Linked DNA regions of Homo sapiens: region 1 is linked to region 2. Evidence: read pairs that join two places in POLR2A ChIA-PET (ENCODE). Cell type or tissue: MCF 10A. All regions are shown on one strand.

Region 1 (2,500 bases), 91 kb after region 2:
CCCCTGAGGTTGACTTTCTGTAAAGTAGGGAAACTGCAAAGGCTCTCTGAGGGCAGAGGCCTTGGCTGTTTTTCTTGATTTTGAACCCACGGTGCCTGTCCACGTGTAGATACTCAGAACTGGTGGGCTGAATGTACAGCCGAGGCATTTTTACCAGAAGTCTGTTTTCCTGTGGACTCTGGGTGGGGACAGATGGAATCTGCCTGTGAAGTGATGATGGCTCTCAGGGTCCTGGGTACCCTTCTCTTCCCTGGGGGGTGAGCCTCCCTCTGGAGATCTGGCAGCTAACACGCTGACGTGGGCTCACCTGCCCTTTTTTGCACCTGTATTCGAAAGTGATCGTGGGCTGCCTGTGCCCTGGTCATTGATAGTGCAGGGAGAGAAATCGCGGAAAGTGCTTCCCCGTGTTTGGAGGGTCCGCTCCTGTCCCTTTCAAACTCTGGAGCTTTCTCACACCTCCTTCTCACCATCTTTCAAATGCCTCCTGGCACTTGGTGTCTTATTAGTGAGTGCTCCCTGTGCAAGGCTCAGTGCAGGGTTCCATGAGGCGTTCACCAGGGTCTATGAGGGGTGAGTCCCTGCCTCAGGATTGGTGGTGAAACCACAGCTGCAGCCCCCACTAGTCACACCCTGTGGCAATTACTGGCTTGATTGTCTTTGCCTCTCTCTATTGTGACCTTGAGGACAGTGTCTTGAGTTTTGTTTAATATTTTATTGTATTTTTTTAGAGACAGGATCTCACTCTGTTGTCCAGGCTGAGGTGCAGTGTGCAGTGGCGTGATCATAGCTTGAACTCCTGTACTCAAGTGATCCTCGCACCTCAGCCTCCCAAATAGCTGGGACAGACAGGGTCTCGCTATGTTGCCCAGGCTGGTCCTGAACTCCTGGCTTCAAGTGATTTTCCCTCAGTCTTCCAAAGTGCTGGAATTACAGGTGTGAGCCACTTCGCCTGTCTCAGTATCTGAGTCCTGTCTCTTGACTTACCTGGTGCTTGGTAGATGGTTGATTTTCAGCAGTTATGGAACAAATGAAAAACAGGAGATGGGCCGGGTGCAATGGCTCACACCTGTAATCCCAGCACTCTGAGAGGCCAAGGAGTGTGGATCACTTGAGGCCAGGAGTTCAAGACCATCCTGGCCAACATGGTGAAACCCCATCTCTACTAAAAAATACAAAAATTACCTAGGTGTGGTGGCACACGCCTATAATTCCAGCTACTCAGGAGGCTGAGGCACACCAGAATCGCTTGAACCTGGGAGGTGGAGGTTGCAGTGAGCCAAGATCATGCCCCTGCACTCCAGCCTAGGCGACAGAGTGAGACTATGTCCCTAACAAAAAACAAAAAACAGGAGCTGGAAAAAGACAACTGTGGCTGGTCGTGGTGGCTCACACCTGTAATCCTAGCACTTTGGGAGACTGAGGTGGGTGGATCGCTTGAGCCCAGGAGTTTAAGACCAACCTGGGCAATATGGCAAAAACCTGTCTACAACACACACACACTAGCCAGGTGTGGTGGCATGCGCCAGGAGGTGGAGGTTGCAGTGAGCCGAGATTGTGCTACTGCATTCCAGCCTGGGCTGCAGAGCCAGACCTTGTCTTTAAACAACAACAACAAAAAAGACTTCAGTTGTAAGGTGACAGGGCTTAGCACATTGATGCATGTCAGGGAAGTAGTTTTGAGCAAGGCAGCCTGTGTGGGGGTGGTCAGAGCTATTTCCCACTGGCCCAGTGGTCATCCCATGGTGTTCTCTTTGACGGTCTTGTCCGTGGGCCACCAGGATTAATTTCCCCACAGGATTGTCATTGTGATGTCAGCGACCAAAGCCAGAGGTATAGCTAGGCATGGCTGATAGAAGAGTGAGATGTGTAATCAGCCCTGACCCGCAGATGACAGATGGGCCATCCTGCCCATCATAGCCCTTACTGTGTATGCTAGACTGCGCCACGCTGGTGTGCCACACCAGAACCTGTCCTAGGTTCAGAGTCCCCTTCAGTGTACTGCTTCAGGATCACAAATTCAACAATATGTGCATAAGATGAGACTTAAGCTGTCCCTGATGACTGGTTCTTCTCTAGATGAACTCTTCGTGTTGCTGAGACCGTAGACCACTGTTAACACTAGCCAACTTTTAGGAAATGTTTACCACCTGGTGGCTTCTGTGCCAGTACTCTCCTTGTCCTTTCCAGAACGGGTTTGACCAGGTGATGTCTAGATAGCTCATCCAGGGCTTCTTGATTCTGGCAGAGGAGGCTGATTGGTGCAGAGAGGCCCATGAGAGGTATCTCCACCCTGCCAGGAAGCAGGTGGACCATGGTGTTCTATGAGGTCTGTCCTCTGGAGATCTGGGGCTTTGTGTCCCACAAGGGTGGGTGCATGCAGGTTCCCTGGGCGTGATGTCTGGGAAGTAGAGAGAGGTGAGGTAAGAGTGTCTTTGTGCTGGCCCCAGTTTTACCCTCTTTGGGGCCATCATGAATACATTGGGTTCCTCTTGTGCCTGCT
Region 2 (2,500 bases):
CGATTCAACAAGCCCACAGACAAATGAGAACTGAAGGATTTCAGGGATGAGGTGGGTTTGGACACACTACACTCATTTAATGTCGCCTGAGTTCTCTTGGACTATGAAGACAACTGGACAGGATACATTAGGAAACTGGGGAGGAAGCACCAACAGACCAGGCCAAATCAGACAGTTGATATAATAGCAGAGAATGATAGCTTACCTGTCAGGCAAAATGGTTTCAAGAGCTGAAATAAAGTAAGGAACCACAACATCAATCCCTTTCAAGTCACAGCAGAACAAAGGAGGAGAGTTTAGAATAACGCTGGCCAAGACAGGATGGCACACATAATCATTTATCTGCAAACCTTGAATTAAAAGCATGTAAAATCTAGGAAAGCAAGAAAAAAATTTTAAACAAACTGCTGATCAAAAGTTTTCATAATTATTATTTGCTACATAGTTAACTGAAAGTCTATTTCCACTCATCACTATTTTTACCCTTTAAAGAAAGGACATTATTGGAATTACTGGAATTTATTAGAATTTTACCCTTTAAAAGTTATTACTGGAATTACTGGAATTTTACCCTTTAAAGGATATTACTGGAATTAGAACAATTCTGAATCATATACACTAAGACCCAAATCATCTTTCTTAATGAAGAAAAAAAAAAATTCATGTCTGTTGCACCTTCTCAAACCTTAAGCCTTGCAACTCAAAGTTCTAGGGGCCTGCAAATAAGGCAACCAGAACAAAACAAAACAACAGGCTGCAGTACTTTTCAATAAACTGGGGGAACTGCTGAGTTAAATTCCGTAAGAGAAAAATGTTGCAACATTTAGTAATTCCTAGGGAAAAAGGTGTGTTTACATTTTTGTCCCTTCCCCATTATTTTTGGGGGGACAATGAAAGAAAGAAACCTGCATTCGATCATCTGTATTCATCATGAAGGTCACCTGAATAAGATTCCTTTTAGGAATATACCTGAATATAGCTTAGTTTTTAACTCCACCCCCAACCTCTAATCAACTTACTAAGCATTCAATCTCCCGTTATTCAACAGCAGCTGCACTGTTATACTCTTCTATTGTGAGGTGAGTTTCTCTTCTCTGCAAAACTCTTCAGAAACAACTTCATCACCTACTGGTTACTGCTCAACCCATTTCAATCTATCTCTCTCCCTAGAACTCAACTAAAACCATACTAGCAAATAACCAATGGGCTCTCGATTGCCAAATCCAAGAGACATGACTAAGTCTTAACTCATTCTGCCTTTTGAAAGCATTCAGCCCTCTAACTACTCCCTTCTCTCCTTGCTCTTCCCTGATTTCTATGACCATTTTCTTTTACAGGTCCTCTTACTCTACCTGCCCCCTAAAGATGGTGTTCCTCAGTCTGACAACCTTAGTTCTCAAAGCTCTCTCTTTTACTAACCTGATTTTAAACACTTCTTAAGTCACTAAATATAATCAAATCATTCTAACCCACACCTCTCAACTGAACTCCAGATCTATTACCCAAAAGCTTACTGGATATCTGGATGTCTAGTGATTATTATGGTACTTCTGTGCACAATATCTGGCACAAAGTAGGACTTAATAAATATTTGTTGATAAATATCCCATAGGCACTTCAAATTCAATCGATTCAAAACTAAACTAATAACTTGCCCTCTCATGAATCTGTTGTTTTGGTTTGTCCTACTACCACCCATTCAGTCTTATGGCTCAGTCAGAAAGTTCATGGTGATAGCCTTCTCCCCTACTACCAAAGTACCATTTAGGATATCTCCCCAGCCCAGAGTTCCTGAGAAACATGCCCCCACAACAAGTGGGTGAGCTCCAACACCCTTATGTGACCCACCTTCACAACTGTAGCTGACTAGACCAGAGACAGGCAGATTAATTAGATCCTCCTTCCCAGGAGTCTATAATTAAAATTCAGAGATACTAATTGGTCCTGATGGTCACCTAGACCAAGGCCATGAAAACTGGGAACTTTTTTTTTTTTTTGAGACGGAGTCTCACTCTGTCGCCCAGGCTGGAGTGCAGTGGCACAATCTCGGCTCACTGCAACCTCCGCCTCCTGGGTTGAAGCGATTCTTCTGCCTCAGCTTCCCGAGTAGCTGGGACTACAGGCAAATGCCATCATGCCCGGCTAATGAAAACTGGGAACTCAGAAGCACACTACAATAAGAGAAAATGATCTGCAGAGAAGAGAAGAATGAAGCAGTTCTGGCAGACCAGGAAGACAGAGAAAGAGAGAGGAATAAAGTTGTTTTGGTCCTTGAGTATCTGCTCTTCATGAGGCCATACTGCATTTCCTGACCTTAGAATTTAATAAATATCACTAGCTTCTCACAACTTCTTCTCCTTTTACTTAAGTCAGATTGAGAGGGTTTCTGTTGCTTAAACCAAGCGCCGATAGTTATGATAACCCTGCCTATTTGCCTGTATATACCATTCTTTTTCATATCTATAAAATTCTGTACTTGGTTCCCTCTGATAGGGTCAGT

The links. ChIA-PET counts read pairs that join two places held together with the same protein. Peaks named below come from ENCODE experiments on the same cell type or tissue, not always from the same donor. Only the 100,000 strongest peaks of a DNase experiment are listed, where the experiment ranks them.
Region 1: POLR2A ChIA-PET joins it to region 2 with 6 read pairs; 8 of 35 experiments call an interaction of 5 or more read pairs at or near these places.

Annotation. Positions count from the first base shown.
Region 1 is chr20:38,431,820-38,434,319 of GRCh38, reverse strand. All of the region lies in intron 1 of LOC124904958, which reads right to left. The region is part of intron 2 of SNHG17 (small nucleolar RNA host gene 17); the gene reads left to right. It overlaps SNORA71D (small nucleolar RNA, H/ACA box 71D), which reads left to right and starts at 321; the gene lies at 321-458. RefSeq lists an enhancer at 520-599. In MCF 10A, no CTCF peak of the experiment used is centred here; no DNase peak of the experiment used is centred here.
Region 2 is chr20:38,522,651-38,525,150 of GRCh38, reverse strand. It overlaps RALGAPB (Ral GTPase activating protein non-catalytic subunit beta), which reads right to left. Exons shown (of 30, transcript NM_020336.4): 11 at 206-373. Among named protein-coding and RNA genes, the nearest start is that of MIR548O2, 7.3 kb to the right of the region's middle. In MCF 10A, no CTCF peak of the experiment used is centred here; a DNase peak (open chromatin) is centred at 1,220.